Regions from separate parts of the Homo sapiens genome. Here region 2 is linked to region 1. The links are chromatin contacts, found by Hi-C or POLR2A ChIA-PET in ENCODE. All regions are on one chromosome and are shown on one strand. The core of a region is the stretch at or near the end of the contact, and the rest is flanking DNA. Distances in the headings are between cores, read along the strand shown.

The links. A loop is a pair of places that touch in the nucleus more often than their neighbours do. ChIA-PET counts read pairs that join two places held with the same protein, here RNA polymerase II (POLR2A). Pooled maps may share reads with other maps.
Region 2: a pooled map shows a loop between it and region 1 (2.5-fold over the local background). The contact joins two enhancer-like sites. A Hi-C loop is called at or near these places in 1 of 37 single-sample maps with no recorded cell type and 2 of 50 pooled maps. POLR2A ChIA-PET finds 5 or more read pairs at or near these places in 2 of 52 experiments (T-cell and activated CD8-positive, alpha-beta memory T cell).

The regions. Positions count from the first base shown.
Region 1 is chr4:25,839,355-25,846,505 of GRCh38, forward strand. The region is part of intron 2 of SEL1L3 (SEL1L family member 3); the gene reads right to left. Among named protein-coding and RNA genes, the nearest start is that of SEL1L3, 20 kb to the right of the region's middle. RefSeq lists an enhancer at 4,179-4,947 and a silencer at 6,553-6,847. Within about 2 kb of position 4,482, at least 11 of the 41 ENCODE cell types and tissues checked have a DNase peak (open chromatin) inside an H3K27ac peak, as active enhancers do.
Region 2 is chr4:26,884,786-26,891,936 of GRCh38, forward strand. All of the region lies in intron 1 of STIM2 (stromal interaction molecule 2), which reads left to right. Among named protein-coding and RNA genes, the nearest start is that of STIM2, 28 kb to the left of the region's middle. Within about 2 kb of position 1,251, at least 9 of the 41 ENCODE cell types and tissues checked have a DNase peak (open chromatin) inside an H3K27ac peak, as active enhancers do.

The sequences.
Region 1 (7,151 bases), core at 3,232-5,731:
TCCAAACATGCTTATGAGTGTGCACAGAGATACATGTACAGGGATGTTCAGTGAAGCCTTGTGGTTAAAAGCAACAGCATGATCATCAGCAAAAGATAGGTTAAATAAATTACGGTCTGTCAGGCGATGCAACGCTAAGGAGCTGTTGAAAAGAATGAGGTCGGCAGCATGTCCTGGTACAGAAAAATCTACTGTATTGTTAATGAGCGCAGGTCTGTTTCTAGAATCCTCTCATTTGTGCAGGAAGAAAACGGGACACAACTTAACGCTTGTATGTGCAGAGAACATTTCTAGAAGGAAACACAAGAAACTGTTGCTAATGAATTTACTTCTGGGAAAAGGACCAGAAGATTCGAGGGGGAGGGGTGTGGAAACTTACTCGTTCCCCTAAACCTTTTCACGCTATTTAAATTTTTTTATTGTTACCGTGTACACGTATTACTTTTTCGTCTACGAAAGAAAAGAACAAAAGCTCTGAGCACTTCCGGGCAGGCATATAGAAGGAGCCAGCTACATCCCAAGGCCTCCCCACCCTCGGCCTCCAAGTCTGCCCAATCCGCTTCAAAGACACAAAGTCCAGTGGGTGAAGAAAACAGGATGATTCACATCGATAAAAATTCAACTTTAAAAAAAGTATTCTTTCTAATTTAGAACCTGGGTTAGGACTGTATTAGCATATTTCAGAGAGGCGGCATAGCAAAGTCAAAAGAATCAGGAAGTCTGGACTCCAGTTAAACAAACTCCCTGAGCCTCGGTTTTCCTCTTTGTTAAAGAAAGGTTGAGAATAATACTGTCTTTCCCATGGTACTATTATGAGGATTAAATGAGACAATGTGTGTGAAAAAAGTGTTTCGAAAAATCATAAAGGGGAATGTAGATGCTAGGCATTAATTAGTGTTATTACTGAAAAATTCAGACTACCATGATTAACTGGAAAAAAAGGAACTAGGTCTGTTTTTTTTAATGCCAAATATATAGTTTATAACTACTAAAAGTACTATCATGACATTGACTTGAATAGTCCTGCTGCATAAACCATTTTTTTTCACAAAGACAAGTCAAGGCTGGTTCCAACACTTGACTTAACTTTCAATCATTTTGTTGTAATGAAATTTTGTTATAAAAAATCATACTTCCAGTCCATTGGATCTGAAGATGAGAATGCATTTTTGAAACGAAAAGAGTGGAGAAGAAGAAAACTGCCATGTTGCCCCAGAGTTTCTTATTTAAGAGGGAAGATCAGAGAAGTGTTCATAAAGCTAAACATTAGGGCATTTAAGAACCTTCCAAGAGTGTTCCTAAACTGCTTATCCAGTCTTACTTCTTGAATTGCCCATGTCACACCTGAGATTATACCTTGGAAAATAAACCACAGCAAGTGTGCTGCTAGTCCACATTTCCACTCCATGGCAGACAGTAACTGATGGACATGGCACTCTTTCTCAGTAAGTGCAGACTCATCCTCAGAATCCTACTCAACACCATGCTCTAGGCAGCCACCCCCAAGCAACACAAGCTAGCCTGTGAGATGAAGCCCTTGTTGCCATCTTTCCCGTCAAGGAACAAAGGCTTATCACCATTTCCCAATCCGGAATTTTCTCCTTTGTGTGCCACAGCTTATGCCTTCCCCTCTGCCTGAAAGCTCAATGTCCTTCTTTCATTCCTTTTTTTTTTTTCCTTCTTCTTCTCTTTTTTTGAGACAGAGTCTTGCTCTGTCACCCAGGCTGGAGTGCAGTGGCACCATTTTGGCTCACTGCAGCCTCCATCTCCTGAATTCAAGCAATTCTCCCACCTCAGCCCCCCAAGTAGCTGGGACCACAGATGCATGCCACCATGCCTGGCTAATTTTCTGTATTTTTAGTAGAGATGGGCTTTCACCATGTTGGCTAGGCTGGTCTCTAACTCCTGGCCTCAAGTGATCTGCCTGCCTCAGCCTCCCAAAGTGCTGGGATCACAGGCGTGAGCCACTGCACCCAGCCCCTCCTTTTTGATCCATGAAAACTCTACACATCCTTCAAGTCTCTGTCAAAATGTCACCTCCTCTGAAGAAGCCACACAAAGTGCTTAACACACACAGATTGCTCAGGAACTTTTTTTCAGTGAATGAATGACTTAAAATAAATAAATAGCTTCATGACATCACCTGGTAGTTTAGCCTAATGAATAAGTGTGGGGTTTGGGAACCAAACTATCCAGGTTCAAACTCCAGCATCTTCATTAATAGCTGTGCAAACTTAGACAAACTACTCTATCTCTCTGAGTCAGTTTTCTGTTTTCTCCTTGGTGGAATATTGGGCATATTAAATTAAATAACAGCGGGCCAGGCGCTGTAGTTCACCCAGCACTTTGTAATCCCTGCACTTTGGGGGCCGATGCAGGCAGATCACTTGAGGACAGGAGTTTGAGACCAGCCTGGCCAACATAGCGAAACACCATCTCTACTGAAAATACAAAAATTAGCTGGGTGTGGTGGCACGTGTCTGTAACACCAGCTACTCGGGAGGCTGAGGCAGGAGAATCGCATGAACCTGGGAGGCGGAGGGTGCAGTGAGCTGAGATCGCGCCACTGCACTCCAGCCTGGGTGACAGAGCAAGACCCTGTCTCAAAAAAATTAGATAACCACGTAAACCACATAAAGCACTTTGACAGTGCCTGGCACATAGCAAATGTTCAGTAGCAGTAAGTGACTGTAACTATTGGTAGCCATGTTAAAGAGGGTGGCTTTGTCCTCATCTTTAAGCCTCCACACTCAGTAAAGAAATTGATACATAGTAGGTGCTCAGTCAATCTTTGTTTAATTGAATGAATCATGATACGTGTCATAGGAGCAGTACCAACACAGCATTCTGATGGCCAGCATTTATGAAGTTAATTTCTGGTTGTGGAAATTAAAAAAAAAAAAACTCAACAAAACTTCAGGGTGGGGGCTAGAAAAGTGTTAGAAATTTGAGCAGGCTGTTGAAATAGGGGCATGATTTTGCCAAGCAGACATGGAAAGTGGCAGTGGGGGGCGGTGTTGCTTCGTGGGCAGGGGGAGTCGGGGCGGAACAGGAGCTATTCTAAGGAAAAGAAACTGCTTTAGCAAAGACATAGGGGTGGGGAATCAAAGACTTAAACCACAAAGGGGAAGCTGAGCTTACCTGTGGCTGCAAAGGAGAATCCCTGAACAGGAGGAGCCTGCAGCCTTAACTAGCGCAGCCCTGGTGGGTTTGTCTGGGAAGCTGTGGAGTGTGTGCAGTGGCCCTAGGGAAGGAGCACTGCCACCTCCACCCCCACACCCTCCCTCATGTGGCAACACAGCCCTGCAAGGGTATCAGTGTGTGATGTTCACAAACTGTCCTTCCCTCTTGGTTAAGAGCATTCATTCAATCAACAAGTAGTCATGAGTGCAGGGGCCTATGATCAGCATCAGAACAAAGCAAACAAGTCCCCTGGCCTCATGGAGCTTGTGCTCCAGTGTGGGCCAGGAAATAGGCACATAGGCAACTAAAGATATTTACTGAAACTGTCCAGTGGTGATCAGGCCAGGAAGGAAAATGAAGGTGGACAATGACAGGCAGGGCGGTGGGGGTGGGCCTGCTGTCTTAGATAAGGAGATGGCATTGGAGCAGAGGGGTAGGTGAGGTAAGGAAGTGGCCATGTGGTGATCTGGGAGAAGAGCATCTTAGGTGGAGGGAGCAGTCACACAGATGTCCCAAAGTGAGAATGAACTTGGTATGCTCCAGGAGAAGCAAGCGGGCCCCTGTGGCTGGAAGCAGTGGGGAAGGGTGTGCGTGGTGGGACACAAGGCTGCAAGGGGACAGGGACAGATTCCCACAGAGTAAGGGGCATGGGTTGATCTTAACTGGGATCAGTGGATTATGGGAGGAACTGGGGGGCTTAATCAGGCAGTGATGCAATCACCTTGCACTGGCTGCTGGTGGGGGGTGAGGAGGGTACGACGGGCAAAACTGGGTGGCCACTTGCAGGCAGTGCCAGGAGTCCAGACAGGAGGATGACGGCTTAGACCAGGATGACGGCACTCCACGTGGTGAGAAATGCAAGAAGGGACTGAATATGTGACACATACAGCCAGCACTAGGTGACTCTCAAAATAGAGTATGACAGGAAGAGAAGTCCAGGTGGGTCCCCAGGTCTGGGGCCCAAGTCACTGGCCTGCATGGCTGATTCCTTTCTTTCTGTGACTCCAGCGTGAGTCAGGCACACATGTGATTTGGGAGGGACAACAGAAACGCCCAGTCCCCTCCCTCAAGGAAATAAGCCACATTAGGTAGATCCACAGTCTGCCTATGGCTACATATGCCCCCCACACCCAGAATGCAGCAGTAACACGTGCACCGGGGGCATGTGGCCGAGTCGTGGCACACACGTGTTCCCAATGGCTACCGACTTCTCATCTGGGTTAGGTTTTCCCTGCAGGGCTGGGTAAACGTCTGCTGCGTCTCCACCAAAAATCAGCCTCATGGCCTGGCCGGGTCTGGCCTGGCAAAGGAGATAAGCTGCTGAGAGCCGTGTCTGGACACACGTGGCCCTCGCCTCGGGAGCCTTGGCAAAGCCAGCGATGGAGGCCCTCCAAGCACACTTCCAGAACGCCCGGGCACAGGGACTTTGACTCTTTTTATACATGAAAAGGAAAATGAAAGCAAGTCAGGGAGTACTTCAGTTCAGAGGCAGGGCCATCGTAGGACACCAGGCACTTGACACAGAAAACCTTCCCTGAAACCCCACATCAGTGCTGGCTGAGACAGGGACCATACATGACAGGCCCCCTGTGGCTCAGCTCGGAGCCTCACTAATGCCATCTTGTTCTGACTTGATTCTTGTTCATCAAGAAGCCCCTGCTAAGAACAAACCAGAGGCTTGGCCCCCTTCTATCCCCACAGCCCAGATCCAGAACAAAGGTCATGGATGTTTTCCATGGGACTGCTGCAGACCCTCTTGTGATCTGTCTTTTGGAGAAGGAAGAATGTGTGCCCCTTTTTCGGTAAACAAATCACAGCCTTGTAATCAGAGCTTATTTTGAGGGTGCATGGAGCTCCCCACCATTTTCAGTGACTTTAACTCTTGGGAAAGGGTTTTCTCTGCGTTATGGTTTAATTCTCACTCCTAAGGTAATGCTCTGAAGCAGGTGAGGAGAAAAATCCCACTGTGCTGTTCCTAAGCCTTGTGAATATGAGAAGAAACAACAAAAGAAGGAAAAGACGTTTCACATTTTAAGGGCATATTCAGGTGCCCTAAGAACTGAGCCAGTTCGTTAAATGATTTCATTTGGAAACTTCCAGCTTGCAATTCAGTCATTCTTCAATCAGAAATACATGATTTGTCAAATATGAAATGGAATCATTAATCCCTGACAAAGTCGGAGGTACAGCAAATTGTGGCTGTGTGTGCCCCACGCTATCTTCCCCTTAACAAATTAGGTGGCCCTGTGGAAGGTATTCCAGACAGATGCCTGCATGGGGCTCTGCCTGGAAGAGGGAGGCACACTGATCATCAAAATGATTGACTTGACTGCTTTCAGACATTTAACTACCCATCCCACCCTCCCCACTATGTGCACACACACAGAAAGGGAATTTACTTTCATCTTCTAGACATCTTTTCATTTAAAGCACTGCACAAATGCAGAATAAACCAGACAGACAGGGTTATTAAAATGTAGGTTAAAATTGTATAGATCTACACAAACACAGGACCCCCTGTAAAAAGTGGTAAAATCTGAGTAAGGTCTGGAGTCCAGTTAACAGTATTAGATCAGCATTACTTCCCCAATTTTGATTTTGCACTGTAGTTATGGAAAATGAGGAAGCGGGGGTGAGGATACACAGGGACCCTGTACCCTTTGCAACTTTCTGTGAATCTATACTTATTTCAAAATAGTTTTAATTCAGCACTTTGGAAGGCCAAGGTGGGAGGACTGCTTGAGCCTAGGAGTTCAAGACCAGCCTGGGCAACATAGGAAGACCCCATCTCTACAAAAAAATAAAAAAATAAACTGGGTGTGGTGGTACATGCCCATGGTCCCCGCTACTCAGGAGGCTGAGGTGGGAGGATTGTTTGAGCCCAGGATGTTGAGGCTATAGTGAGTTATGATCGTGCCACTGCACTCCAGCTTGGGTAACAGAGTGAAACCCTGTCTCAAAACAAGAAAAAGTTTTGAAAAATATCAAATGTGCCAGTTCTAGGGTAAGTGGCTTCTGACCAACTATCATGTATGGTGACACAGGTCCTTTCAGTTTTCATTATATGCAGAGCTGTTTTGGGACAGTACCAAGAAATCGCCACAGTCATTATTTCCCCCAAAGATAGCCCAACAGAAATCACATCCCAGAGATGACAAGAAATTGATCACTAAAGGAAAAACTTAGAGTGCATGTCCTTAAGTCACCTTGTCCCAAACCCATCCTGTTGATGAAATGTCAGGCACTTCCTGTGGAAGGGTCTGTTGCCACAAATCCATGGATGTCCTCTGCCTGCCAAGCCTGGCTGGGGGTCGGGACACGGGAACCATAGCAATCCTAAGTCCAACCAGCTCTGTCCCTGGCCCACAGGTTCTCAAGTTTTAGGGTGCATTAGAGTCGTGAGGAAGGTGTTTAAAATGCCGATTCCAAGCCTTCCCCCACCCCCGCAGATCCTGACTAAGTAGATGAAGGACTGGGCCTAGGAATTTGCATTTGCAACAAGCATTTGTGATTCTGTCACAGGTGGTCCTAGGGCCACAGTTGAGGAAACAACTGGGCGCATGTGTGGGGAGGGCTCCCCACTGAGGGGGCAGAAGAAGAGCTGGCAGGCACTCGGCATCCACAGAGCAAGGCGCTCCTTGCACCAATGGAGAGAACTTCAGAGTGCCGCCTCTCAGCACATGCCTGAGATCTCCAGCCCCACGGCTTAAGGGAGGCTGCAGAAGGGCCTTGGAGCCTCCGGGATTGGTCCTGCTGAGGCTGTGACCATGTGGCATTTAGGATAAAATGCAGAGTGTGGACTCTATCATCATCACAGCTTCTCACTGAGTGCTGATGATGTGCTGAGCAATCACATCTCATTTAGTCCTCACAGCACTGCTCTGAAGGAACTGCTTGTTATCCCCATTTTACAGATAGGAAAACTGAGGCTCAGAGACTTCCAAGGTTACAGAGATAGAAAGTGGCAG
Region 2 (7,151 bases), core at 1-2,500, 1.0 Mb after region 1:
TCATTTAGTCCTCACAAGCTTATGGGGTAGATCCGTATCTTATAGGTAATGTAACGGAGACCCAGAGAGGTTAAACACGAGTTCACAGAACTGGCAAGTGGGTGAGACAGAATTCTCACAACAAGATTCACATCCTTAACCAGTACTCTTGCCTCTTGAGTAATTGAACCTTGACTCCTTTGAATTATAAAACTTGCTTTATTTCAAACATTTTGGAGTCAAATTATTTCTAAAACGTGTGACTTATTTCTCTACTTTCTTAATCAGAATGTATTGGGTACAGTTAATGGGTACAATATTAGGGTTAGTACACATGCAAAAACACAGATACTCTTAAGGATTGTTGATTTGTGTTCCACTGTTCATGTTCAACCTTATTTTTCATGGTTTTGAATTGCTGTAATATCTAGTTTTCCAAAAGCTTTTTACTTAAATACAGTATAACAGTACAGGAAAGGGCTCAAATCATCAGTATACAGCTCATTTCAACCATTTTTAACAAAGTGAATACTCACATGTTATTAGCACCCAGATCGAGAAACATAATGTTGCCTTTACCCAGAAGTCCTTCATGTCCTCTTGAAATCAGTATGTGCCTTTGCCTAAGGTTAACCACTGTCCTTACTTTAATACCATAGATTTGCTTCCCTATTTTTGAATGTGAATAAATGGAGTCATCAGCATATGATTGTATCAGCTTATTTACTGGACAGCTGTCATTTTATTTTTTGGTATCTGCTAAGACTGGAAAATAGGGGTATCAAGGCTTGAATTGTAAATCTTGATGGTATGAAGGATCCTCCTTTAACTAAAGCATGTAGGATTTTAATGTGTGATATTTGTGACATAGTTTTCATTTCTGACTATTTTTTCAGGTTTATGTTTTGCCTGGGTGAATTCAGAATGTAACTTTCAGATATACAAATTGTTTACCTTGGTTACCAGGCTATGTAGTTTATAAGAGCAGTAAAACTGAAAATATAGCATTCAGTGCTAGTTGTATTATGAGAATGAAGCCAAATTTAGCACCTCAGGTTATATATATATATATATATATATATATATATATATATATATATATATATATATGTATATGTCTATTCATGTAAATATGCAGTGTTGATTTATCCTAATTACTGAGACATTCCATTATGGCTTATTGAAAATTACATATAAACCTTATTTTAAATCTGATTTTTAGATACTTGAGTTTTAAGAAGCTGATCACCATGCGCCAGTTCCTCTTATTTGACAAACAAGGAAGTTGTGGCTATGTGAGCTCATAATTTGAGGTTCAGTGGAACAGAGGAGAACTGTGACGGGCAGAACATTTACTTTCATATTCTCTGTAAAACCAAATCAGTGAGAAGGATGCAAGGAGAACTAGGACAGTATATGAACTTTTTCCTTCTTAAAGCTTTTTCTGTGTAGGAGCATATTCATATAACTGAGAAGATTGTTTGAAATTTTAGCTTAAGGCTAATATATTATTTCAATATATACTCATTGAACACTTACAGATATTGTTGTAGGTATTGGAGCAATGAAGAAAACGATGAGCTTAATTTCACTGAGGATAAGACAGTTAACAAGTAGACAAATATTTATCAGGAGATGATAAATGCAATGAAGGAAAATAAAATAGGTGAGAAGGTAGAGAATGTTAGGGAAAGTATATGTGTGTTTGCTGTTATTTAAGGTGGTCAGGGAAATCTTCATAGTTGACATTTGACAAGAGAGAAGGGAGAGACAGAGGGATGAGACCCTTCAGGTGGAGAGAATGGCATGTGCATGGGCCCTGATGGATACCATTGTTGGATTTTTGGAGAAACTTCCAGGAGACCACAGGGCTGGTGTAGAGTAAGCAATGGAGAGAGTAATAGATAGATCAGAGAGGTTGTCTGGGCTAGAATGTACAGTCTTGTAGACATCATCTACAAGATGTGAGGACATTGTCATTGTATGTCATGTACTCTGAGATGGGGAGCTACTGCAGGGTTTTTGAGAAGTGTGACATGATTTGATTTATGTTTGGAAATGATCACTTCAGCTCTTTCACTGAAATGACACTCTAGAAGGTCTAGTCTTAGAGCAGGGAGACCAATTAGTAGGCTTTTGTCCGGGGAGAGAAAGTGCTAGAGCTCCCTTGTTAGCTATGGAGGTGGTAATAGGTGGTATAGGTGGAGCTATATGTGGATGCTAAATACAGTGAAAGCCCTTCTGTTCTGTTGTCCTGAAAATCAAGTTCATTGTTATATGAACTTTATTGTGAAGTAAAGACATAAAAGCTTATGCCTTTATAGGATATAATTTAAAGAGCTAGGAAATTGGAACAACCCGTAGTGTTCAACTGCTGAATGTTACAAGATACAATAAGCACCAAACCAAATAATTAAACTTTTTTTTTTTTTTTTTTTTTTTTGCCTCTTGCCTTGTCCGTGATCCCTTTAAAACTTAGAATTTATTTGAGCTTTTTTTCTTTACTGTTTTGTTTGATGTTGCTTTCATTTTCTACTTGGGTTAAGATGTATCTTGCTAATAATCTAAGATCACACCGTGCTGTTACAGAATTACAGACTTTGATTGAACTCAAGGAAGTGGACAAAGCCTAAAGCTCAAACTGTCTGCTAATTACAGGAACTTCTCCGGTGTATCCCTTATAGACTGTCATTCATTAGCTCCTCAGATACTTTGGGTGGTTGGGAACTTATTGCTCCTGAACAACTTTTCCATTAGTAGGCAGTTCTGGTTTGTGAGAAGTTCTTTGTTGCATTAAACTAAAATCTTTCAGTACTTTCTTTGGGTTCTAGATGTATCCTTTGAAGCAAAGAGTGGCTATTTTTTCTCTTAATGTTTTAAAAGACCCTGTATTAGGGTTCTGTACAGAAATAGAACCAGAAGGAATGAATGTATATGTTCATTATTACAAATTAATAATATAATTTTATATAGTGCATATCTGTAATTATATTACCAATTATTTAGTTGCACTTAAAATACTCAAAGATGTAACTTAAAATAATTAATTGTTTTATACATGTATCTACATATCTACATAGATAGACATAGGTAAAACATAGAGACTTATTTCAAGGAATTGGCTGAGGTAATTGAAAAGATCCAAATCCAAATCCAAAATCCATAGGATAGGCTGGCAGATTGGAAACTCTTGGGCAGGCGATGATGCTGCAGTCGTGGGGCAGAATATTTCTTTCTCAGAAAAGGCTTTCCTGCTGATTGGATCAGGCCCACCCACATTTCCAAGAATAATTTCCTTTGCTTAAAGTCAACTGATTGTAGATGTTAACTGTGTTTACAAAATACCATCACAGTAGCACCCAGGTTAGTGTTTGATTGAATAACTGGATACTATAGTTTAGACAAGTTGATACATAAAACTGTCATAGTCCATCCTTGTCAACTTGGCGCCCATACACATCTTCTTAAATGATACTTAATCTCCAAATGAACGCAATAACAAAGTCATACTTCTGCCTAACATAATATGAATATCCTTCAAACAACTGAAAACATGCCAACCCTTTCCCCAGAAGAGGATGCGGAGTCCCTGGGTAATGTTCATTCTCCCTAATAAGCTATAACTTAAATATCATGATGTAAAGTTAGCTATTATTAATATATCTTATGTCAGATGATAAAGGGATTAAAGAGCAAGAAAACAAAGATATTTGCTAAATATTTGAATACATTCGTTACAAAATAAGACATAACAGTTACAGTTTTCTGTGGCTGGTCACATGGTCGTAGCTGGTTTTTGTTTATGATTACCTTCTTGCACTATCCATTCCATTTTTCCCTTTCCCTTAGCAAGCACCTTAGCTCTTTGTGGTTCTTTGCCTGTTGGGGTGATCCAAAACTTTGTTCCTGAAGGGTCTGGGCATACCCAATTTAAGTAGTCCTTAAATTGGGTTATTGTAGTTTTCCATTGACTTTAATCACAGAGCATGGCAGTAATTACAAGATCTCTTGTATTCCGGACTTAGTCTTTTAATCACAGAGCGTGAAAGTAATTACAAGATCTCTCGTATTCTGGACTTAGTCTTTCATACCTCCATTGTATGGTAGCAGTTGAATTTCTTCTTAGTAACCAGCAACCCTGGTCAGTACACTAACCCTGGGTCTTCTTTGCCTGTTCATTCTGAGGCATGAGGAGTTCAAAGTGGCCAGGTGGTAGTCTTAATGTCGGTTCAGTGGAATCATTCTATCTCCCAGTGGAAACAGTCCTCTTTTTGGAAATAAGGCCTCTAGACCAGCAGAGGATAAGGTTAAAGAATAGGCAACAAAAATTTCGCTAGTGAAACAATAGGGATAATAGTGAGTGGCCCCACTCTTATTTCTCTCTCTGGATTCTGGGATCCATGAATCCTGGCCATGGGAGAAATAGCACCATACATTGGATGCTGATTTAGAGCATACATAGCCTCATGGAAAACATTGCACAAGTTTTTGTCACCTTGCTGACAACGTAACTGAGTCTTCAAAAATCCATTCTACCATTCTATTAAGCCAGCTGCTTCAGGATGATGAGGAACATGGTAAGACCAGTGAATTTTATTAGTATGGGTCCACTGTTACACTTCATGTGCTGTAAAGTGTGTTCCTTGATCAGAAGCAATGCTGTGTGAAGCACCTAGATGGTGGATAAGGCATTCTGTGGGTTTGGCAGAATGCTTGCATGCAGGGAAGAGAAATCCATATCTAGAGTATCTGTTGTAATAAGAACAAAACAGTGCCCCATTCATGATGGCAGTGGTCCAATATAATCAGCCTTTCATGAGATAGTTGGCTGATCACTCTGGGGAACGGTGCCATATCAGGGACTCATTATTGGTTTCTGTAACTGGCAGATTGGGCCTCATTAGCACCTGTAGCCAGGTCGGCCTTGGTACATAGAAGTTCATGTTGCTGAGCCACCTTCCTCCTTCCTATGGCCTCTTCGTTCATGACAGAAGTGGCTAGGGAAAAAAGCTGGCTGGGATCTGCAGAATGAGTTATTCTATCTACTTGATTATTAAAATCCTGCTCTGCTGAGGTCACCTTTTGGTCAGCATTCACGTGGGACACAGATTCCTTCACATTTTTTGCCCAAAGAGGTCTATCTACATTATTTCTCCAGATCCTCTTGTTACCATTTTCCCAATTATGTCCTTCCAATTCTGTGACCATCTAGCTAAACAGTAGGCCACATCCTATGAATTGGTGTACACGGTGGCACCTCTGGCCATTTCTTCTTCCAAGCAAAATGAGAGCCAAGTGTGCTGCCCAAAGTTCTGTCCACAGGAGAGTTTTCCTTCATTACTATCCCTGTCCCAGAAAGGCAGTTAGTGCTACAGCCATCTGCTTTGTGATGGTTTGTGCATATTGTCCACAGTCATCTGTAAACTAGGCCCACTTTTTTTTCTTCGGTCAACTGATAGTAGGAAACTTCCCCTGAGGTCATAGGTGTGGGCTGGGAGAGAGAAGGGAATGTGGTAGGAATGGGGACCGTGGGCATTTGTACAACTTCTTCATATAACTTACTTGAACCTTCAGGGCCTGCTTGATCTTGATCTGTCATATTCCATTTTCATTCAGTGATGGAGTACTGCCATGCATGCCCCACTTTATGAATCGTGGGGCCAGATAGCACCCAGTTCATAATGGGCAGCTCAGGTCTCATGGCAACTCCTTGGCACATTGTTCAGCATTTAGTCTCTAATAAGGCCCCGTAGCAAGCCAAAATCTGTTTCTCAAAAGGAGAGTACTCGGTGGCTCACGCCTGTAATCCCAGCACTTTGGGAGGCCGAGGCGGGTGGATCACGAGGTCAGGAGATCGAGACCATCCCAGCTAAAACGTTGAAACCCCGTCTCTACTAAAAATACAAAAAATTAGCCGGGCGTAGTGGCGGGCGCCTGTAGTCCCAGCTACTTGGGAGGCTGAGGCAGGAGAATGGCGTGAACCCGGGAGGCGGAGCTTGCAGTGAGCCGAGATCCCGCCACTGCACTCCAGCCTGGGCGACAGAGCGAGACTCCGTCTCAAAAAAAAAAAAAAAAAAAAGGAGAGTACTTTTCCAGAGAGGATGGCAGAGCTTTGCTCTAAGATCCTAAGGGTCTTCACTCTGATTAACCTATATGAGCCTGTCAGTAGAGGCTTCACACAGAAGCTCTATCTGCCTCTGAAACTTGAAGCACTATTGGATCTACTGGATCACATGTCCCAAGTGGCACAGCAGCTTACAATGGCAGCCTAGTCTGTTGCAAAGCCTTTTCTTGTTCTGGGCCACATTCAGAACTAATAGCTTTATAGTTCAGTTTGTGTGATGGATAATTTTTTGTGTGTGTCAACTTGGCTGGTCTGTGGTGTCCAGTTGTTTGGTCAAACACTAGTCTAGATGTTGCATGAAAGTAATTTGTAGATATGATTAGTATCTGTAAGTAGTTATGCTGAGAGATTGCCCTTGATGATATGAGTGGGCCTTATCCAATCAGTTGAAGGCCTTAGGAGCAGAAACTGAGGTTTCCTGAAAAAGAAGTATTTCTGCCTTAAGACTGTAACCTAGACATTTTGCTTGAGTTTCTAGCTTGCTAGCTTGCTCTTGTGACAGAATTTGGACTCAAGTAAAACATAAACTCTTGCCTGCACTACAGATTTCAGACTTGTCAGCCTGTATAATCTTGTGAACTAGTTCCTTAAAATAAATCTCTATATTTATACACATATATGTGTGTTTGTGCATGTATATATACATATAAAGATATGTGTATACATACATACACACACACACACACACACACACACACACACACACACACCCCCTTTTGGTTATTGGTTCTGTTTTTCTAGAAAACCCTGACTGATACACTCAGTAAATGGGCTAGAGTAGCACACCCAAATAAGGAATATGTTGCCTTCCAAATACAAAGAGGCCTACTAGACATTCTGTCTGTCTTGATTTTAGGAGGGACTAGCTAAAACAACTTTTACTTCACATTAGAAGGGATATGTCAACATGTACCACATCACTAGACCCTTAGAAATTTCACCGAGGTGGAAGGCTCCTTGTCTGTTCAGGTGATGTGGGTTGGCTCTGTGTCTCTACCCAAGTCTCATCTTGCGGCTCCCATAATTCCTATGTGTTGTGCGAGGGACC